2 separate regions of the Homo sapiens genome follow, and region 1 is linked to region 2. The links are chromatin loops, found by intact Hi-C in ENCODE. Cell type or tissue: heart right ventricle. All regions are shown on one strand. Links, peaks and the distances in the headings refer to the core of each region. The heading gives the core; the rest is flanking DNA.

Region 1 (11,722 bases), core at 3,989-8,988, 61 kb after region 2:
CTTTCCTTCTGCCCCTTGCTCACTCCAAGCCAGGCTGTCTCCACCTGGGCACTGTTGACATTTGGGGCTAGGTCATCTCTGCGGTGTCCTGTGTGTGGCAGGGCACTGAGCAGTATCCCTGGTCTCTACATGCTGTTAGTGGAAATGTAAAATGTGGCAGCCACTATGGAAAATAATCTGGCAGGTCCCCAAAAACTTAACCGGAGAAGAGCTGTATCATCCAGACGTTCCATTTCCAGGTACAGACCCAAAAGAATGGGAAGCTTGGTCTGTGTGTGATACCTGTAAACCTACGTTCACTGCAGCACTATCTGTAACGGCCGAGAGGCGGAAGCAGCCTCGTGTCTGCTGATGGAGGGATGGAGAAGCACGGCCTGCATTCACCGCAGCACTATCTCTAACGGCCGAGAGGTGGAAGCAACCTCGTGTCCTCTGATGGACGGACGGATGGAGAAGCATGGTGCAGCATACACAGACAATGGAATATTGCCATAAAAGAGAAAGAAATTCTGACACATGCTACAATATGAAAGAATCTTAAGAACATGACGCCTAGTGAAATAAGCCAACCACAAAGGATAAATATTGCGTGACTGCATTTACAAGAAGTACTTAGAGCAGTCAAATTCGTAGAGACAGAGCATAGAATGGTAGGTGTCAGGGGCTCGGGGAGGGGAATGGGGAGTTAGTGTTTAACAGGGACAGAGTCTCTGTCTGATAAGATGAAAAGAGTTCTGAAGATGGAGGGTAGTGATGGTTGCACAATGGGAATGTACTTAATGCCACCGAACTGTATGTTAAAAACACCTCCGATTTGGTGAATTTGATGTTATGTGTATTTCACCACAATTGTCTTGTTTTTTGAGACAGGTTCTTGATCTGTCAACCAGGCTGGAGTGGAGTAGCAACATCATAGCTCATTGTAGCCTTGAACTAGGCGATCCTCCCACCTTGGCCTCCTGAGTAGCGGGGACCACAGATGTGCACCACCATGCCTGGCTAATTAAAAACATTTTTTCTGTAGAAACGAGGTCTCACTGTGCTGCCTAGTCCTCCCATTTTTATTTATTTTTATTTTATTTTTGGATTTGTTAGCATGATTTAATCAATTATTCCACATTATAAACATATATTAAATTATCACATTATACTCCATAAATATGTAATACATACAACTATTGTTTGTCAATTAGAAAAAAAGAACGAAGAGGCTGCCAACAAGATGGTAAGTACACAGTAATAAGTGAATTCAACCAACATGAGTGAATTCAACCAACATCAGTAAATTCAACCAACATCAGTAAATTCAACCAACATCAGTAAATTCAACCAACACGAGTGAATTCAACCAACATGCATTTGGCATTGACATGGCCTTGGCCTTCATGGAGCTTCATGATCTCGTGGGGGAGGTGGCTTCTCATTTTTAAATTAAACTTTTCATTTGAAAGTACTTTTGGATTTACCGAAAAGCTGAAAAGACAGTAGAGAGGATTCTGGTAGCCCTCTCACCCAGCTTCCCTTGGTGTTGACACCTTTCAGACCATGGAACATTTTCGTCACAAGCAAGAAACCATCATTGGTCTCTGATGCTGAACTAACCCGGACACTTTGCGTGAACTTCACCAGTTTTTCCCAAGTGTCCTTTTCCCGTCCCTGGATCCCATCCAGGGCACCACATGACATTGAGTCATCGCGCCTCCTTGGCCTCCCTGGTCTGGGACAGTTTACGCTTTCCTCAGCCTTGAGGACCTGCACAGTTTTCAGGAGCGCCATTCAGGCACCGTACAGAATGTCCCTTAAACTGGGTGTCTCCTATGTGACACCTGCTTTTGTGTGTGTACACGTGATGTACAATTGTGTGTATAAGTGATGTCCAATTTAGCCATTTTAACCATTTAAGTGTACGGTTCAGTGGCATTTGGTCCATCCACACTGCTGTGCAACCATCGCCACTGTCGGCCTCCAGAGCTTTCTCATCTTCCCAAACTCAAACTCTGTCCCCATCGAACACCAACTCCCGGCTCCCCTTCCTTCTACCTGTGGTTACCAGGATTCCACCTTCTGTCTCTGGAGACACTGCCTCATGCCCATTAGGAGGGCCACTGATAAAACAACGGAAAATAGTAATCGTTGGCACATTGTGGAGAAATCACAACCTTCACGCATTGTTGGCGCGAATATAAAAGGGTGCAGCCAAGTTACTATGTGATCCATCAATTTTACTCCTAGCTATATATGCAGAAGAATTAAAAATAGGGACTTTTAAAAGGGACACCAGCGCACCCGTGTTCAGAGAAGCATTACTCTAAGTAGCCAAAAGGTGGAAGCAACCTAGTGCCCGCCGCCACCTCCTTCTGCAGCAGAAGGCATTCCCCCATAATAACCAGTCCAACATCTGCCTTCCACCCCACCCGGGCTAGAACAGGTTCCGTAACAGCAAAATGAGATGACGTGCAGCCAGGTAAGTGGACTGTTCTACTCCTGAGATCTCTGGCCTCAGTTCCCAGGACTCAGAAACTCTGAGAGAACAAATAGCTCACCGCTGGGTCTGCATTTTCCAGGGAAAAAATGGCTTCAGACAGAGAAGACGGTGATTCTGTTTGGCCAGGACTGGACTCAAATTCTAAGAAAAGTAACAGTCACAATGGAGCTCCTATTAATTGCACACTTCCTGTATACCAAGGTTTACCCCTAGCTCTCATGCTCACAGCTCTCCCAGGGGTGGGTATTATTATGGATCCATTTTAGAGATGAGGACACTGAGGTTCAGGGAGAAAAATCACTTGGCAGGAATCAGTCTCCCCCAACCAGGGCAGACCAGACACACTCCAATGGCAATAACCAGCCCGGAGGGGTTTCATCTATGCTGGAGATCTCCCCAGGCTTAGGTGGGGACGTTTCTCCTTCCTGATTTAGCTTTGGGGAGCACAGTATACCCTGGTGGGGACCCATGAAGATGGTGACTTCACAGACTTGGTCACATCACTGCCAGGCCGCCTAGGGAAATGGGGTCATCTCAGATCTCTCCGGGCCCCAAATGCCCAAATGGCAAGGCCCTCTTGGACAGGGAGCGGACAGTGTATGTGCTGAGCTGGGAATGAGGCCTTAGACCCTTTTGTTGTGCACACTGAGTCTGTGTGCATCCTGTAGGGTGTGTTACCTGGGCAGGTGTGCTTTCACTGTCCCCATTCCCTGCTGAGAGCATGAATTCTTCTGTCTGTTTTGCCCATGGGTCCGGATTCCTCTCTGGCTTTCTGCTGTGCCTGATGTCACTTGGGGACTCCCACAGTCTAGGGGGGGTTCTTGATTTCCCCAGAGCTATGGTGACCCACTCAGGGGAAAAGCAACTGGAGGTATCTATCTCAGCACCACACCATCACGTTTCCCCTCCCTGGATGAGGCCTGCTGCTTATTATAACAATGACAACATCGGAAATGCTGCTTGTGGATTTCTGCAAGAGAGGAGATGACAGGCTTTCTTTGCCCTCCTGCTCTTTGTTGGATTCTGCAGACCCGAGATGAGGCCTTGCGTGTGTGGGAAAGTTCCCTGTGGCTGGGAAGACTGATGGCACAGAGGAGGCACCAAGGTGACAGCTGGTGCCCCTCCCACTGTAGGGGTGTGTCGAGGCAGACTTACCAGGGACCAAGGAAAAACCCCCCCTTCTGGGGGGCATCCCTAGGAGCTTCCAGCCCAATGACACCTGCGGCCAGGGCTTCAATTTGCTGAAGATTAAAGTGAAAACAAATATATTTTAAAGTTGCCATCATCTCTTCAGGGCCTGTTAGTTCCTAGCAGACACGATGCTAAGCACTCTATGCTTTCGTTGGGTCCCACAGAGTCTTACCAGATATAACGATTATCTCCATTCTACAGACAAAGAACTGAGGCCCAGAGAAGAATAAAGTTGCCTGCCCAGGGTCACACAGCCAGAGAAGTGGCTGCAGGAAAAAAGGCACCTGCTGACAGCGGTGAATGAAGAAAATGAGAAAGTGAAAGGACAGCTCTGAGCCAGAAAGTAGAAATCTGGAGGTAAACATGAATTCGATTATACACCCATATTTGCCAGTCTGGGATTCTGCAAACTTCTCAAGCACCTGGTAGTGGCCTCCTGGAGGTGTGTTGTGAACGGTTCTGCAGCTGCCTCTGGGCTCAACAGGAAAGAGTGGTGATTGATTATTGATGTCTGCCAGGGCACACAGTTCTGAGAAGTAGCAGAACGGATGCTACAGGAATCTCCTGCCCAACTCTCTGAAGCAGGATATTTCTCTGAATCTTTCTGCTCCTTAGCTTCTCCTTGCATTAAATGAGCTCAGATAGAGAATAACAGGTTAAAGTGCCTTTTGAAGAGGAGAGCATTTTCTCTGAATGCTAATTGCACATCTGGCATTTGTTAATTCAGAGATAAAACTCAGTTCTCATGGAAAGGTAGACTCCCCTCAACATACATTTATCAGGCACTGATTGTATTATTGGGTATCCGCCCTCAATGAGTTTGGCAAGGAAGACAATTAACTTAATGATTATTTAATAATTATTGTTGTTCTAAATGCCTTAAATGGAAAGTACAGAGGGCCAAGTCCCGCCCACCACAGGGCAGCCTCGCCTTCCTGTTGAGTATTTGATTCTGATGTGGAAAATTACTTTTCTGTTCACAGCCCACTGGAAACGCTTGCATGGTGGCTCCAGTGCCTAGGAGGGTGTTAGACCACCAAAGAATGTGGACACGTAATATAAAAGGGCCAGGGGGGCCACGTGTCTGCACACAAAGCTGAAGGTGGTCCCTCCACCAGCAATTTGTCTATCTTTGCTAATTAGAAGCTCATGCCTCCTTCTTTGCTTTTTCCTGCCCCACAGAGGAATCTTGGCCATGCTGCCTATAGCTTTTGGCAAGGGGCGAGGGCACGGGAAAGAGAAAACACAAATGGCATCTGGCAGGGCCAAGAGAGGTGCGTGTGAAGCTGGCGGAGCACGCCCAGCCTTCCTCTCCAGGCTGTGTTTAGAGGTCTCTCTCTCTCCCCTTGGCCTGAGCACCCTCCCCACTGCCGGGTGAAAGGAGCCACAGGGCGTCACAGTTGCCTCCCCTGTTCGAAGCTGGCGCCGGGACAGGCAGTGGGCTCTGTTTGGAATATATGCTCTTCATCAGACGACTCTGAAACAATCACCCTTTCTGGCCCGAGAGGAGGAAGGCACCTCTGAGGCCAGCGCTTCCCCCAGTGCAAACAGCGACCCAGCCTGCCCAGTCCTGCTTTCAACTTTGTTGCTTTTGCAAATACGGTCCTGGGTCCTATTTCCCACATCCCTGCAGCCAGGTCCCGCCTGCCTCCTGGGGGCATGGCCTGCTCCAGTGCCCAGGCCAGGACGCAGGAAGCCAGCCCCTTCATCTTCCAGAAAAGCAGTGGGCGGGAATGGGGATGAGCAATCTGCGAAACGGAGCAGGCCACAGTCAGGGTGGAAGAAAACGAGGGAAGACTGAGAAACAGTGGGACTGAAACAAGCAGAGACTCAGGCCCTGGGTGCTGGGACCCACGTGGCTAAGCAACTGGTCTTCACAACATTTATCCCCACCTCACCTCCCTAACTCCTCCTCAATCCCCAGACAGCAGCTGACAAGTCACGTCTTTAGAGGAGACTTTCCTGTCCCCCAGGGAGGGGACTCCCAAACCCCCTGCACTGGAAGTCTCTGCTGAAGGTCAGTCTTCCCCTTGGAAAGGACTGGCAGCTCCATGAGGACAGGGCCCTCATTCCTCTTGTGCACTCTGTCCCCAGCCACAGCAATGAAGGAACAAAGCCAGAGAAAGAGAGAGGGAGGGAGGAAGGCAGGTAGCCTGGCTTCTCCCACTAAGGATGGCCCCTGGTGGTAGGCACAAGAGCAGCTCCAAAGATGTCTATGTCTTCGCCCTGATCCCCAGAACCTGGGAATGTGCCATCTGACATGGCAGAAGAGACGTTGCAGATGTGGTTCCATTAAGGACCTTGAGATGGGAGATTCTCCCAGATTGTCGAGTTGGTCCCAATGAAAGAGGAAGGCAAAGGGTCAGAGAGAGGCTGGGAGATGGTACACAGGTGGCTCTGAAGATGGAGGAAGGGGCCAAGAAGCCAAGGAATGCAGGTGGCCTCTAGAAGCTGAAAAAGGCATGGGAAGAGATTCTGTCCCCTAGAACCTCTGGAGAAAACATCCTAACATAGCCCACCTAACATAGCCCAGGGGGATCTGTTTTGGATTTCTGACCTCCAGGACTGTAAGATGATTGATCTGTGTGGTTTTCAGCCACTGGGTTTGAAGGAACATGTCACAGAGGCCACAGGAAAAGAACATCCCCACTACACACAGGATACCCTCGGGAACCACCAGCCAGCCCTTATCAGCCCAAGTGAGCCGACGTCAGAGACAGGCAGACAACTACCAATGAGCACAGAGTTCTGGCTTCCTTCCACTGCCACGTATGGGGAGGATTCCAACTCCCTGCCCCCTTGCAGCCAGGCCACCGCTACACAACTGGGCCTGGACAGTCAGATGTCAGAGGATGTCACACAAGTCCCTCCTAAAGCCAAAGGATGCAGCTGCCAGCGCTGGGCTCCCCAGTCCTCCCTGCCCCTGCCGCCGAGGCTGCAGAGTCACCAGGTGGAAGGACCCCACCAGCCAGGGCCCCCCTGCACACTGCCGGTGGGGAACAGCGTCCATGGTGACTGAGCAAGAACAAAGTTGTTTCAAGTCCCTGGACCGGGGAGTCTTTGTCACAGCAGCAGAGCCTCACCCATCTGAGGATGCATGGGGAACTGTCTATGGGAGCAGGAGCTGTCACCCACATGCATCCAGGGGAACTGTCCACAACAGGGGCCTCAGCCACCTCTGGAAGCAGAGGCCACCTTGGACACAGACCCCTATGATGTCCCCAGGGCCCTGTGACAATTTCCACCTTGGATGGGGGAAGTTTGCCTTAGTCACCAAATGACTGTGAGATGAAATCACTTCTTCCAGACAGTGTGGAGAGAAAACGGAAGACAGAGCAGGTTCCCACAGCTCCCACATACTGCACACGGCCCCAGTGTGTCTTTGAGGCACACACTGCAGCCACCTACAGCCACACACTGACATGGCTGGCCCGACGTGGTCCTCTGTGCTTCCTTCCTCAGGACCCCAAATGTTTTTTCATTTTTCTGCTTCTCAGCCAGGTCCCATGTGCCATGTCTGTGGCTGGGATTCCAGGAAGCCAATGGATATTTTCAGCTTTATTGTCCCATTTGTCACTTGCTAATTAGCTAGAAGTGACTAATCAGAAAACAGTTGGGAGGCAGAGGAAATCCCCCCATTTTCCTGGCTTTTGGTTGCCCATGGTTACTCAGAACCCTCTGGGTGTGTGTGATGGAACTGGGGTGTGTGATGAAACTGGGGTGTGTGTGATGGAACTGGGGTGCGTGTGATGGAACTGGGGTACGTGTGATAGAACTGGGACATATGTGATGGAACTGGGGTGTGTGTGATGGAACTGGGGTGCGTGTGATGGAACTGGGATATATGTGATGGAACTGGGGTGCGTGTGACGGGACTGGGGTGCGTGTGACGGGACTGGGGTGCGTGTGACGGGACTGGGGTGCGTGTGATGAACTGGGGTGCGTGTGACGGGACTGGGGTGCGTGTGACGGGACTGGGGTGCGTGTGACGGGACTGGGGTGTGTGTGACGGAACTGGGATATATGTGACGGAACTGGGGTGCATGTGACGGAACTGGGGTGTGTGTGATGGAACTGGGGTGTGTGTGATGGAACTGGGGTGTGTGTGATGGAACTGGGGAGGGCACAGAATGGGGTTAGGACTTTCTTCATCCTCTCCTGGGTGTAAGGAGAATCTATGTGCTGTAACCAGGCATCACTTCAGAATGACAGTGCTGTGGTCACCAGTGGGCAAAAGCCAAGGTCACCAAAGCCCCTGACTTCAGCCTTCTAGTAGTTTCTAATTGATCAGGTAGATTCCAGAAGCACAAACAGCTCCACTGGGTCCTCCTGGTCTATCCTAGCAATAGCAGCCATGTGACCCCAGGCCACACCTAGAGCACAGAGGGTGGAAGCCACATAGACATTCTTTGACGGGATAAGACCTGTCAACACCATCCTGCCCAGTGCTGCCAAGGTTTCCCAGCCAAGAGTGGGAGGGGGGCATGAGCAGAAAGAAGCAACTAAAGCCCTGCGACCCTCCTGCACCTCCATGGACAGGGCCAGACCTTCCCAAAGCTGGGAGGGCATGCCATCACTGACTGCCACCTAAGGCAGGCCCCAGCCACACACACACCTATGACCCATGACCTTCAATGCCACTCCACACCAGTGCTGTTCCTTATTCTCCCATTTCACGGATGAGAAGACTGAGGCTCAGAGAGCTTGCATGACCAGCCTCAGATCATGCAATGAGTAACTGGCAAAGCTGGGTATTAAATTCAGGTCTCTCTGTATCCACTGTGGAACAGTAAGGAAAGAAGGAGTGCTACCGAGGGCATGGGCAGGGTGCTCAGTGTGTACTGCCTTCGTCCTACAGCCATAGGGGTGGGGTGAAATCACATCACATAGGCACACGCACAATAATTCTGACACACATGTAGATGTGCACACATTTGCCCACGCACACGGGTGAGCGCATTTAAATATGCACATGGGCACTTGGACGGCACAGGCTTGTGTGCACATACACACACACACAAATGCACAAGCATGTACACACAGCACACTGCACACACACATTCAAATACACATGTACAAACATACACACTGGCATATGCACGCGCGCATGCACACACACATTTGCCTGGTTTCTCCACATGGGAAGAGAACGCGCAGTTGCCTTCAGAGGAACCAGCCAGCACCCTGTGCCCTGCTGGGGCACCCAGGCCCTGCTCTGGGCTCGGTCTGCCCAGCTTACCAGGTCTAGCAAAGGCCAGTCCTTGCTGCCTGTGTCCTTTAGGGGCGATTTCATCATGAATGGTACAATTTCCAAAGACAAATAAATAAAGAGGAGGTCTCAGCCCCGCCTCTCAGGACCACTGGCATTTCACTCAGGGCCGCTTCTTCAATATCCTCCGCCCCCCGCCCCCAACACACACAGAGCCCAGCCATGAAAATCCCCTACATGGGACAGTTTCCTGGGGCACGTACAGCACTCCAGGGCTAGCAAGGAAAAGTGGCAGCTATCTGCCCAAGGAGAATTTCCCAACGGCCCTCGGCTGCTGGCTCCTGACCTCATGGGTGACAAAGTCCAATGAAGAAACAGCAGATGTGAAACCAACGGCCCCCCATTTGCAAGCCCGGCATTTTCCAGGGTAAGGTTCTATCGAATGATTTACCAGCTCAACCAGGTTAATCATTGCCTAAGAAATACAAATGGCTCCATCAACCCTCAGGCTGGTCACCCAGGTGCTCCTGCAGGTTGACCGGCTCCCTCCTCATCCTGCAACCTGCACTTAGGGTCTGGTTTGTTGACTGAATAAGCCAGTGACAAATCATCAGAAAAGCCCCTTTCCCTGACTACCTACTACACATCTGGCTTTGGGCCACGCCCTTTCCACCTAAGCCTGCAGTAAAATAGATCCAGGAACTGAGTACAGGCCCATGCAGACAGACCTGGGTTCAAACCTCAGCACCAATGGTCCAGCTGTGGTGCCAAGTCAATCCTCGTGTGTGAAATGGGTTGCTATGAGAATGAAGGAGTCAATGTGTAAAGCAGTGGTTCCCAACGGGGGGCATTTGGCAATGTCCAGACACAGCTTCCTTTTTCCTTTTTGTTTTTTTCAGAGACAGAATCTTGCTCTGTCACCCAGGCTGGAGTGCAGCAGCATGATCGTAGCTCACTGCAGCCTTGAACTCATGGCCTCAAGCAATCCTCCTGCCTCAGCCTCCCACGTAGCTAAGACTACAGGCACACACCACCATGCCTGGCTTTTTTTTTTCTTTTTTTTTTTGTAGAGGCATGGTCTCCCTATGTTGCTGAGGCTGGTCTCCAACTCCTAGCTTCAAGTGATCCTCCCACCTCAGCCTCCCAAGGAACTGGAATTACAGGTGCATGCCACCACACGTGGCCTGGAGACATTTTTGGTTGTCACAACTGGGGTGGAAGGGTGCTGTGGGCATCTAGTGAGTGGAGGCCAGGGATGGTGCCAAATGTCCTACCATGCCCAGGACAGTGCCCGCAATAAAGACTGATCCAGCTGGCTGGTGCCTCACACTGTAATCCCAGCACTTTGGGAGGCAGGTGAGACAAGAGGACCGCTTCAGCTCAGGAGTTCGAGAACAGCCTGAACAACAAAACGAGACCCCATCTCTACAAAAACTTTAAAAATTAGCCAGGAGTGGTGGCCTGTGCCTGTAGTCCTAGCTACTTAGGAGGCTGAGGGAGGAGAATCGCTTGAGCCCAGGAAGTCGAGGCTGCAGTGCGCCATGATTGTACCACTGCACTCTAGCCTGAGGGACAGAGGGAGACCCTGTCTCAAAAAAAAAAAAAAAAAAAAAGTGATCCATCCTTAGATGTCAGTAGAGCTGAGGCTGAAAAATCATGATGTATATACTACAATGCTTGGGTCAAGGTAAGCCCTAGATAAATGCCAGCCGCTGTAATGATCTGGAAATTGTTCCAACAGCTTTACAGCATGACATGATTGCCGGCGTGCTGCAGAGGAGGCTGGGATCAGAGGCTGCGAGTTGCTCGGGTGACAGGAAGAGCAGAGCTGAAGAGGCCTGCCTGGCTCCCTGGGCATTCCTTTGTTGCCACAGCACCTGGCCCTGGGGCACAAGCTGGTCCCAGGCCAAGGGTCCCAGTGTCCAATTTCGGTGTCTGCCAAATTCCCCCTCACTGCCCCACAACTGTGAGCCAGCCTCTCCAATTCTTCTTCATCTTGCACTTCCCCAAAGGGAAGAGGGGCCATTTCCTGAAGTGTTTTCTTGGGTACACTGAACTAACGGACACTCAATCTGGACCCTGCAGGCTTCTGAGGAGATCCCTTCCTTCCTCCTCCTCCTCCTCCTCCTCCCCCGCTTCCCACCCTCCACCTGCAAACCCTCGCTTTTGCCTGAAACGGTAAGTTTGTCTCCAAGGCCCAGCTACCCCTCTGAGCAAGGTGTCCAGCCCTGACCCCGCAAACCAGGCCCTCCTCTGAACTGGTTGTCACTGGCTTTGGGACCCTCTGCTCAGCGTGCCCACAGCAAGAGATGGCCTGCAAAGACCCTCTATCTGACTGGAAGGGCCAGCAGGGAGCCTGGAGCGGGGGTCTTTCTGCAGAGATGGCAGAGCATCTGCAGGAGCTGGTCTGTGTCCCCCTCCAGAGTCACCCTCGCTGCACACACCCCATGCCCTCGGCCACATAAACATGACATGGTCTACGACCCAGCCGCGCTGAACCCCTTCCGTCTCTCTTTCTGGAGGCCAGGCCTTGACATATGTGCTTCCCTCTACCAGATATGCTATCCCTCTCCTCCTCTGCCCCAGATCCTCCTCACTTGACTTAAACACCATTGAAACCTCCCTGCCTCCGGGAGCCCAGGCATGGCTCGGCCATCCCACATCTGTGTGCCCACATCCCAGCCCAGACTGCCCTGTACTGTCACAGAATATGTGCCGGTCTTTAATACCGCAAGGCTGTGCACTCCCGGGGGAGTGGCCTTTGCAGCCCAGCACCATCCAGGGAGCTCTCGCGATGCAGGGAATGTTCTACATCGGCACTCTCCAGTACAAGAGCT
Region 2 (11,722 bases), core at 1,922-6,921:
CTGGCTCATGAGTCTTAGGGGGCCTTCCAGCCCTCCTCAACAGTGTGTGAGCCAGTCCTCTGGCTTGGCCAGGCAGAGGTTCTTGCCCAGGACTCTGGATCTTGGGCAAGTGCTATGGAGATGGGGCAGGGAGAATTCACCTGGGAGGAGCTGGGTCCTGCCCTGCACCTTCCTGCACTGGTGGTGATGGGACTACCACCTGCATGCCCCGACCCCAGCTCCAGGCCATTCTCCAGGCTGCCACCGTTCTTCTAGTACATTCCTTTCCTGCTTGGGATGGCCAGATCCCATTTCGGCTGCCGGCACATGAGAGCCCTGAGGGACCTGCAGGGCCTACTGGCTCTTGGCCCCTTCTTCCTTTTCAAAGTGGACATTCTGATGTGTTTGCCCCGTAGGCATTTTTACAGAAGGAACCAGCATTTCCACAACTGTGGCTTCTCCTGGTCACACCGTTGGTGCTCCTGGCGTCTCCTCTGCCCCGAGCTCACATCCAGATGGTTCTGGCCCTGCCAGACTGGGTCCGGCCCACTGCTGAGTTGTTGGCAGGGATGGCTGACAGATCTCTCCTCCTGGGCCCCAGCTGCCTGGCCTGGCCACGCCCCCTGTGACTTCCTGCTGAGCTGCAGGAGCCTCCAGTCTTAGCTGGGTCCTCGTAGCCTGCCTCTCACAGCAGCACTTGATGTCTAAAGGCCTGGGACGGATTTCTTCAGAGCCACTGACCACAGACACTGCTACACATCAGTCTCTTCTCAGCCCCATCCTTCCAGGCAGAGCCATCTGGGTTTCCAAGCCTTTCCTCCCATAGGAGGGTGTGACCCCCTTCCCCAGCCACACTTGGCTTTCTGGCCACTTCTGTTCCACTCTGGGATCCTCTCAACTCTTGGAGGTCGGTGTGGCAGTCCAGGAAGAAGGCAGGTTTCGGTTCAAGAAGGCAGGTTTAGTTTGCAGATCCCAGCTAAACAGGTATGACACAGGCTGGCGAACTAAGTGCGATGACGCATGTCACTACCAACCACAGACCACGGGTGCTTACTCGGTACCAGGCACCACGAGAAATGCTCACACACACCTCCTCTCCTCCTCAACGCACCCATCTTACAGATGAGGAAGCTGAGGCTCGGAGCAGGCAGTGGGGTGCCTCTGCACACTCCGGCGCCTGCCCCTGCCCTCCCCACACCTCGGCCAGGACCCCATCCCTCCTCCGCTCTCCTGAAGCTTCTGGCGGCCACTTCTTCAAGCCCTCGGCCCACACCCTGAGGCTGGCTGGGTATTTATGTCCCACCCACAGGATTGGGAGAGGAGGCAGGATCCACGTAGGATTAACTGCGACTGCTCCAGTGAGCCTGGTGTTAAAAAAAAAAAAAAAAAAATACAGCTGAATGAATTAATGACATGTAAGGCAAGGCACAGAGATGCCGGGCTGAGGACAGTCTCGATGCGGAACTCTCCTGCGCCTCCTTCCAGGGAGGCAGAGACAGCCAAGATCTCCCACCCACCGCGCCCGGCTCCTTCTGCCCCAGTGCGACGAGAAGGAAAGCTGGCCGTGGTCCCCTCCCCACCCCCGTTTAGGCTGGCTGCACTTTGGAAGAAGGCAGAGGCTTCAGCCATGTTTGTCCACGGTAACAATGAGCATCTTTCCATCAGAAGCCAAAGGGAGTTTAAAGATCACCTGATTCAGGGGGGTTTATGGACCCCTTTGAGAACCTAAAACAAGCTATGGACTCACACCCATGTAATGTCAACATTTATGCACACACACAAAGACACATACACCACACACACACCATACACACACACACCAGTTACACATGCACACACACGACACACAAGGACACATACACCACACACACAGACACATACACACCACACACATACACACACCATACAGTTACACATACACACACACCACACAAAGACACATACACCACACACACAGACACACACACTATACACACACGCACCATACAGTTACACATGCACACATACCACACACAAAAACACATACACCTGCACACAGACACACACACCACACACACACACCACACACACAAATACACATACACCACACACACACCATACAGTTACAAATGTACACACACCACGCACACACACACACACCATACACCACACACACACCATACACACACCATACAGTTACACATGCACACATACCACACACACAAAGACACATACACCACACACACCATACACACACACCAGTTACACATGCACACACACCACACAGCCACATACCACGTAGACACATACACCACACACACAGACACACATACACCATACACACATACACACCATAGTTACACATGCACACACACCACACATACACGTACCACATACACCACACACACATGCACACACATCACACAGACATACATACACACACACCACAGACACATACCATACACACCTCATACACACAAAGACATACCACACAGACACACACCTCACACAGACACACAGATACACATGCACGTACACCATATACACACAGAGACATCACATATAGACACATACACCACACACACACGTCACATATCACACAACACACCACACACATGCACACACCACACACAGAGATACACACTATGCACACCACATATAGACACAGGACACACACACATGCACATACCACACACACATGCACACACAGAGATACATGTGCATACACACCGTATACACATATACATACCACATATAAACACACATATCAGGCACACACATGCACACATACCACACACACCACAGACATAGACACATACACACTCACAGAGACACACATGTGTACGCACACACATGCAGACATACCATACACACACACACACACATAAACCATACAGACATACATACACACACACCACAGTCCCACACGCAGGACTGTGCAGGTAGTTTTGGAATCTACCATGGACCACGGCTTAAGGACCCAGGTCTAACCCAACCTTTCCTCCACTGCCACATTTCCACTGGGGAAACCAATGCATATACCACACACACACCCAGACTTGCTGGGGTCATCATTTGTGTCATTTCCAGGTCTCTTCCCTCCGGGCTCCTGGCAAGCACACAGGCCAATGCAACGAGCTGATGTCATGCTGAAGTGACCCGTGGCCCGCGCGTGGGAGCCCCTGAGAACCCGTGCACCGCTTGGCACACTCCCTTCCCCCACTGGCCCATGGTGGACACACAGCACAAGTTAGAAACAATGCCGTGCCGCTTCCAGCCACCTAGAATGCGTGGTCGCTGGTGACTGTGGCAGCACCTGGCCTGCCCTGCTCTCAGACTGGCTTCCATGCAGCGTGTACTCCCCCACCAGGAACATTCTGCTGTCACCCCCTTCTCTCCGCTGCCCGCTGGACTCCTACTTACACTTCAGGTCCCTCCTGAAATGCCACTTCTCCAGAATGACTGTCTTGATGGTGCCTTCCCCTCCCCATCCCCAACCAAACCAGGCCAGAATGCCTCGCCTAACGCATCACACTGTCCTGGAATCGCCTGTCTAGTTGTCCTTCTTCTGCAGGCTATGGGCTCTGGGAGGTCAGGAACCACGTCTGACTTAGGCACCACTGTGTCCATGAAACCCGGAGAAATGTTTGTTAAGTGAAAGATTGGTTGAAGTGTTGAATGAATGAATGAATTGGATAGATGGAGACATGGATGGATGGAAAAACAGATAAGACAGATGGACAGTCTGATGGATAAATGGATGGGTGGGCGGATAGATGGATGGATGAATGGGGCATTCATATACCCATTCTGCTCAGCGAAGAAAGTCCACACACAACAGACCTTCAAAAGAACTCTTCAGCTCTGATTCCCTCTCTTCCCCAAACTGTATTTGACTAAGACTCTAAAAATGATCATGGCAGTGTTTTCTTGAACACCTACTAAGTACCAGGCACAGTGCTAAGTATTTTACATGTAATATCTACGAGCCTCACAATATGCAAGGAGACAAGTATTAGAGTGCGTTTCACAGATAAATTAAATGAGCCCCAGAGAGGTTCTTCCTGCTGTTTAGGGTTCCACAGCTAGAATGTGGTAAAACCTAGGGTTCCATGGCTAGTTAGAGTCTAAGGATCCAGAGCTAGTGCCCAGGGAAGTTGGGCAGGAACTCAGGTCTGTCTGACCCCACAGTCTTCCCTCCCTGCAATCCAGCCCTGGAACATGAAGCAATGCATCTGAGCTCCTCTGGATTCCCAGGACTTGGGTTGGGACATCCGTGAGCATTATTTCTCCATGGTAGCTGCCCTACTGATGAAGCAGGAGGAGGAAGGATGTGGCACGCAGGAGACCTCACCTTGAAACTAAGGGAAGCGCCAGAACTTGCCTCTAGGAGAGCAGGTGGAGGCTGATGGAGCCAAAAAGGTTGGGACAAGGCCGGACTGTAAACTGCTCGTTCCTTTGGCTTGTCTACTTTTGAAGGAGGACATACGCTGCTAGGCAATGTCTTGAGTCCCAGCACAGGCATCTCTAAGGGGCTTCCAAGCAAAGGGAAAGCTGACCAGGCTGCGTTCCAGCTGGGGGAAGGGTCACGCTTCTGTGCAGAGTCCCCATACTGTCCTGCTGGTGGCTGAGCCAAGAGAACTCAGCCCAGTGGGAACATAAGGCATGGCTGGAACCCCGAGGGTCACTCTGAGGAGAATCCATTCAGACCTGGGAAAGGTCCCCCAGCCCAACCCTGAGGGTCACTCAGAGGAGAATCCATTCAGACATGGGAGAGGTCCCCAGCCAGACCCCAAGTCCCCCGGAAGCCTGCGGGCAGCTGGTTCCAGGCTTCCGACTTCTGGTGTTAAATCTTTGGAATGCTGAAAGGGCCTGGTTCCAGGCAAACGCTGCCCAATTTCCTCTCCCAAACTTGCCAAGTTCTTTCTCATTGTTGCATTGTCTTGAGAGGTGAGAAAAACAGCCCAGGGTGCGCTGTGAGCGACCTTTTCCAAGCTCCCCTTCCCCGGCCCAGTTTCTTAGGGAAAAGGAGCTTCCTTTCTTACTGGAAGCTAGAGAGTGAGACCTTTCTGGTGCTTTCCAGACCGGAAAAGTCCTGCTTGCTACCTTCCAGTAAGAAAGGAACCCACCCCGTCCCTGCCCTGCTGCCAATGTTTGGGGTAAACAGTTGCCCCGCCTCCTGCAGGACTTTCCAGAACATTGGTGAGAAGAGCCGAGTCCCGGAACCCATCCCCGAAAGAAGCAGACACTCTTGGGAGGAGGGTCTCCCTGCTCTTATCTTGCCTGAAGCCTTGTTTGTGGAGCAGCGGCTCTGTCTAATTTTTGCTGATGGGCAGCCACTCAATTTTTAGGCAGAATCCCCCAGAAGATGATCTGCGCCGCGCTGCTCTTTAATGCCTGCTACCCCATCCCAGGGGCCAGTGACAGCACCTTCAGGACGTTTTCATGACACTGTCTATGTACTTACATGCTTGGCCTCCCCACAATGAAATGCTAGCAGAAAGGGCATCAATGGAGGAAATGGGATAAACAGGCCCTTTCTGCAACGAGGGATTCTAATAACATGGCAGTGAGGGAGCTCACGCTGAAAACACAAAGCATCCAAAACACACCAACTGGACCCACGCTGGAAGGCTGGGCGCCTCTGTCTGCCAACTCAACCTGCTGGTAGATTGCTCTGTCTCTGAGCTGGGGATGAGGGGCATGGGCCTGAATGTCCTCTCTGCCTTCCTTGAAGGATCAGGTCAGCTCCCCGAGGTCTGCAAGAGGCATTGATTCAAATTCTAACAAAGTAAGAGTTTTACAAAGAGCTCCTTAGAAGACAGAGAGAGCGGAGGAGGAGGAAGAGAAGAGGGGAGAGACACACAGAGAGGACTGGGGGACAGGCTCAGAGGTGGTGAGAGGCCTGGAGGAAGGACCTGCAAGAGAAGCCCAGAGTGAGCCACAGCAAGGACTAAAGAGAGAGAAAGAGGAGAGGCAGGAGGGGACAGAAGGGGAAGGAGGGGAGAGAGATGGAGAAAAGGCATGAGAGAGAGGAAAACAGACACACATGGATGCAAAGAACCTGAAAGAGACAGAGATGGAGAGAGATCAGGCAGGCTGGGGTAGGGAAGGGGCACTAGCCCTCTTTGGGCCCCGCCATTCCCCTTGTCTGTAGAGAGAATGGCTGTGCTGTAATGCAGCAGGGTGCAGACTGCATTACAGCACAGCCAGACTGCAAGATCGAAGAGCCCCCTGTGATCTGACGTGATTCGCCCCAGGAGGGGCTCAGGTGCCTGCAGTATGAGGTCAAAATGAAAAGGCCTCGAGGTCAGCACTGCTCCACAGAACTTCGTGTGTCAATGGAAATGTTCTTTATGTGCGCTGTCCAACACAGCAGCCTTTGGCCATGTGTGGCCCCTGGCCACTGGAGGTGTAGCTAACGGGACTGAGGAACTGTGTTATTAATTTGATGAGTAAATTAAATCCATCTGTGGGCTGCCATGCGTGGCTGCTGGTGGCTGTGCCGGGCGGCACCATTTAAGGCACTTTCACTCATCTGCTGACTAGGAGCACTAAGGTAATGCCGTTCAGATGGGCACCTGGCTGTTTCTTGGTCCCCTCTCCCACCCTGGAGCAGGGAAGATCTGTCCCCAGGGCCAAAGGGGTTGTTCTCTGTGACACCACGGCTCTGGGATCTAATACAGTATGTTGTATGTGAATCAAGACAAAGTACAGCCTCTCAAAGCAGAGGGTCCTGCCACCCGTCACAAAAGGCACGTGAATACAACCAGGACTGAAGAAAGCCCTGAGTACCACACCAGGGGCCAAGTGCACCCCGCCCCAGCCTCCCTAGAACCACACAGACTCGCTAGCCCTGTTTATAGAATGAGCCAGCTACATACCACCCATGCATCACGGTGGGCAGAGTGTGGGGGTGAGGATGAGAGGGAAGCAAGGGAGAAGCCGATCCAGGTCTACCTCCCCTGACGGAAATGGCAGCCAGGGAGAGAACCACAGCCGCCAGGGGCAGGGGCTGCACCCACCTGGGTTCCCCTTGGGGGAAGGGTTGGGAGGCCGTGTCTGCTGCTCCCTCATTAGCTCGGAGTCCGGCTCTGGATCTGAGGAGTTGCAAGCCGCCTCCTCCTCCTCCTTTTCCTCTGCTTCCTCCTCTCCTGCTCCTGCCTCTGACTGCGCTGTCCACGGGATCAGGGGGCAGTGAGCAAGTGGGATGCTGGAGCAGCTAGAGGCTCCCCGCCCGCTCGGCTCCTCAGCACCACGGCGGCAGCTCTGTCCTGAAGCCCTGCCAGACACGGCGGCCAGGCGAGTCATCACAGCTGGGCCCGCGGCCACAGCCGGGTTAAAGGGACATTCCAGGCACTGCTTCTCTGCTTTTCAGCCTCACTGCCCCTCCATCCCTGTGGCGAGTGATGCTCTGGCCTCCTTTGGAGGCCAGGGCTGCCCCTCCAGCCCCAGAAGGAATGAGGCCCCTTTGCTGGTGGAGCAGGAAAGTGGAGGCTCAGGGCCTCCTCTCCTCCAACTGGAATGTTTCAAGGGGCTCCCTCCTGCCTCTCTGTCATGCACAGATCTAGGCCCCTCTGCCCTGCCACCACACTGATTCCTCTAGTGTCCCTCTACCCCTTCAGAGCTTTCAGTGGCTGCCTATTGCCTTTGGAAGAGGGTCTGAGGCTTCTTCACTTGGCTGGCAAGGCCTGGGTGATCTGGCCATCGCCCAACAGATCTAGACATATCCACAGCCCCAAACTCCATCTCTCCATCTCCTCCAGCTGCAGCAAGTACCCAGGTCCCCCATATTCAGGCTTTGCACACACATCCCCTCTGCCCGGGGAGTGTGCCCCCACCCCACCATTCTGGCACACTTCTACTCATCCCTCTACACCCAGTTCAAATGCCCCCTGTCTGGGGAGCCTGCTTTGGCCCCCCAGGCCAAATAAGTTCCTCCTTCTCTGGGCTCCCAGTCCTCCACGGTTGCCTCTAATTTAGCCATTATTTCCGTAATCATTTGTTTATGGCTCTGTCTCCCCAGGGGCTGAGGGGCTCTTCACGCATGGGGCCTCCCCGAGCACAGGGGAGAGGCTGCCTCAAAGCTCTGTGACTACAGCAAAGTCATTGGGGTAGGACAATCTCTGGCTACCCTACCTCTCCGTTGGCCACTGAACCCTGTGATTGCCCGCCCCATCTCCCCCGCCGAGGGGGGCTGGCACTGACCACCCCCTTCATGGACTCTGTGCTGCAGCCATCGGATGGGCAAGAAGGAGCGAGTGAAGAGGCAGAGGAGCTGGCAGAAGTGTCTGGCAGGAGGGTGACACTGACCTCTATCATAAAGATGAGAGGAGAGAAAGAAAGAAGAGGAAGGCTTTGCTGGCTGTGGTGGGGAGGGGGGGAGGGACAGTGTGGGGGTGTGGGGACAGGGTTAAAAGAAAAGCGTAGAGGGCAGAGTGTGAGAGATTCACTAAGAAGAAAGCAGACTGGGGCAGGCGTGGTTTCCAGAGTCCTCTGAGAGATGACAGTAAGAAACAGGACATTTCTAACAATGCTAAGTTGTTACGCTCCGCTACTGAGCTCAGCATTCCTTGGAGCCCAGACTGGGTGACTCTCAGCCCAATGCTGTTACACAATCCAGTGGCTGCTAGATCTAAAATAGGTTTTTAGAAAGCATCTCTTTGGGCTAAGAGAAGGTTTCCCTGGAAAAACAAGTTAGGAATAAAATGATCCCAAAAGAAAAAGCAAGGCAGGTCTTCTTCCCACTGATAAGAGAGTAAATTTTCTCTAGATGAGGGGTTTCAGACTCGGGGTTCCTTCTGAAAATTGGCTGGCTCCCCTGACATGATGTAACATGTCTTATGTATGTGTGACCGTGGTCGTGGTTTTTGTCAGTCACTTCTCCATTCTTGGTGGACGCACCTCACCGCCTCTGTGTGGTCCTGGTGGGGCTACCAATCCGAGACCTGGGCCTTGCCTGAGGTCAAGGGTGGGCGGGTAATCCGGGGGAGTGAATTCCTGGGGGCTGAATGGGAACACGGCAGAGCCAATCAGGATCTTCCATGAGATTTTGTAAAAGGTACTGGAAAGAAAAAGGGCGCTCACTCTTAAGGATTACAGCCTCTAAGGATGTGGCTTTGGGCTGCAGGTGGGTCATCTTTCCTACCACATGGTGAGATTCTGCCAATGAAGCCAGCACACAGAAGCACAGCCAGGAGATGGAGAGAGAGATGCCCAATATTAATGATGTCATCTGACCCCCGGATCCAGCAATGCCTGAAGTCCCCTCTAAGGCTTCCCAGTTACTTTAATAGTTAATTTAATAGTTAACAGCATTAAACTCTCTTTTTGTCTCACTAGTTGGAATAATGTTTGTGCCATTTCCAACCAAACGTCCTGACCAGTACATACAGAATGCACTTTTTTTCCCAAAAAGATAGCTTATACTTCTATCAGCCTCAAAAGACTTAGATCAACAAGATATCAGAAACTCCCTCACTCAAAGTAATGCAAAAAGTCAGTATCTATTGCTCATCTGCTTTTCACGGCCTTCTTGGGCCTAACAACTCACCTGTGTGCCTCAGTTTCCTCATCTGTAAAATGGGGATCATAAAACTTATTTATCAGGTTTATTAAGGGAAACTAAATGAGCAACCTGAAAAGTTCCTAGACTGCAGCAGGTGTGCAGGAGACGCTCAGGCCATGCACAGTCCTTTTCGTTTTCTCCAGTCAGACCTGGTTTACAGCTTTCTTATACTTGGGGAATAAAATCACCCAAAGTTAAACAACCTTTCCTCTTGATAGCTGCTGGCTCCCTCCAAGGGAAACGAGGGGCACAAGTGCATGAAGATGAGGGAGAAGAAACTGCTTGTTCATGTTTATTTCTCCTACCTGCAGTAAGACAGTTCCCCCAGGAATCGTGAGCTGTAAACAGTACTTCGGGGCATTCTCCCAGGACAGCAGCTGAACGTCTTCAATTGCGCTGTAGGAGACTGAGTTTTCCATGTACCCAGTTGGCTGCAGCAAAAAAAGAAAAAGAAGAGATATGCATTGGTTACAGTAGCAGGCATGACGTCCGCATCTCAGACGGTTTTGGAAACATCGCCCCTCTGGCGACAGGCAAATGGAGCTGGTGCAGGAGCTCAGCACCTCTGGTGACCAAAGCAAGCCTCCCTGTTTCTGGCTGGCCATATCCAGCTGCAAGGGGGTTCACTGTAAAACTCCACCCACACGTTTGGAGGTGCAGAGTTAGGAACAGAGTGGGAGCAGCTGGAGGGCAAGAACTGAGGGACTGCTGCTCTTGGTATCCGCGGGGCCAGCGCAGGGAGTGGCTGGAAGCCCGCCATCCCTCACCAGCAATAAGCCACCACCTTCTCCTGCCCAGAAAGCACCGATTTCTCTTCTCCCTCTCCCCACGGATATGCATCCTCCACTCGGCCTCCAGAGCCACGTTCCAAGATGGAAAACTCCATAGCCCCACCCTCCTCCTCAACATTCTTCAATGGCTCCCAATGGCCCGGCCACAAAATCCACACTCCCATCCACAATCGACAGACCCAGCGGGGTCTGCTCTCCCTATGCGCCCAGTCCCGCCTCTCGGCGGCATCTCTCCCTTTCCACACTCCTCACACTGCCCTGATAACAGTGCCTCAAACTCAGCCGGCTCCTTGTCCCAGAAAGAGCACAGCCCCACCCCTGGCATCTGCGCTTCTACTCTCCAGGTCTCATCTCAACTGCACTTTTCGGGGAACTCCCACCCTCTAGACTCATGACCCAACCTGCTTGCACCCTTCCCTGTGCCCTCCTTTTCCGGTGCTCACCACACCCTATTTATTTGTGGCTTTATTCTGTGTCATTATCTGTTGGATGTCTGCCTCCTGGCCAGGCTGCTAGCTCCATGAAGTCAGGGCCTAGGTCTGTCTTGGTTCCCACTCTTTCCCCAGTGCCTGGCTCATGGCAAGTGCTCAATAGCATGTGTTGAAAAGAATGAGAAACGCTATTAGTATTGGTCATTGTTGGGAGTAGGGGCGGGGCAAGATAAATCCACAGCCACCCACCACTCTCTGAGTGAGTCTTGCTGTCCCGAGAAGGCACCAGGTGACCGAGGGATACAATGGCCACCAGGAGCCAAAGCGGGTGTCCTTGTCACTTTGGCTCCAGGAAGCCAGACTTCAGGAGAATCAGGTGAGTGCAGCACAGCTGAGAAGAATAACAGCGAACACCTCCCTGGCTCTCCCATGCACCCTGGGCACATGGCAATCATTTAATCCTCACACAGGTCTTGTGGAACAGGTATCAAGGTCATCCCATCATATAGACAAGGAAGCTGAGGCTCAGGAGGTCACGTGATTTGCCCAAGGTCATCTAGCTAGGAGTGGCATGGCCAAGACTGAACTCGGCCATCTGACTCCGGAATCAGAAGCCTGACCTCTATCCTGTGTTCCAAGAAAGAGGCAAAGGCAATTCAAAGTCTAAGGCCCAACAGGTTAATTCTACCATAAAGATGGAGGACTTCTGTTAGGTTTGTTAATTTCAGTATCTGTCTGCCAAACGAGAGTTATGGTGATGGGGGTGGAGGTAGAGAGGGTTGATGGCTGAAGCTGCCTCAATTTCCCTGATGTGATCAATTGCTAGGCTCAAAAAGTACAAAAGATTGATCAATTCATTTTTCATTCATTCCTTCATTCATCTGACAGACATTTACTGAACTTCCGTTATGCTGCAGGCGCCATGCTAGGTGCTGGAGATTCAGCAGTGAATAAGACAGGAGCTTAGTGGGCAA

The links. A loop is a pair of places that touch in the nucleus more often than their neighbours do. Peaks named below come from ENCODE experiments on the same cell type or tissue, not always from the same donor. Only the 100,000 strongest peaks of a DNase experiment are listed, where the experiment ranks them.
Region 1: it touches region 2 in a loop (2.1-fold over the local background); 8 of 110 quality-filtered maps call a loop at or near these places.

The regions. Positions count from the first base shown.
Region 1 is chr16:81,546,907-81,558,628 of GRCh38, reverse strand. The region is part of intron 1 of CMIP (c-Maf inducing protein); the gene reads right to left. Among named protein-coding and RNA genes, the nearest start is that of MIR7854, 19 kb to the right of the region's middle. RefSeq lists an enhancer at 5,250-5,856. In heart right ventricle, for the core only: no CTCF peak of the experiment used is centred there; DNase peaks (open chromatin) are centred at 4,606 and 6,407; H3K27ac peaks cover 4,298 bases.
Region 2 is chr16:81,605,802-81,617,523 of GRCh38, reverse strand. CMIP (c-Maf inducing protein) reads right to left here. Exons shown (of 21, transcript NM_198390.3): 2 at 9,832-9,957. MIR6504 (microRNA 6504) reads right to left here and starts at 6,176; the gene lies at 6,116-6,176. RefSeq lists enhancers at 454-523, 1-790, 744-893, 791-1,634, 8,733-8,962. In heart right ventricle, for the core only: a CTCF peak has its summit at 4,914; DNase peaks (open chromatin) are centred at 4,567 and 4,943; H3K27ac peaks cover 3,776 bases.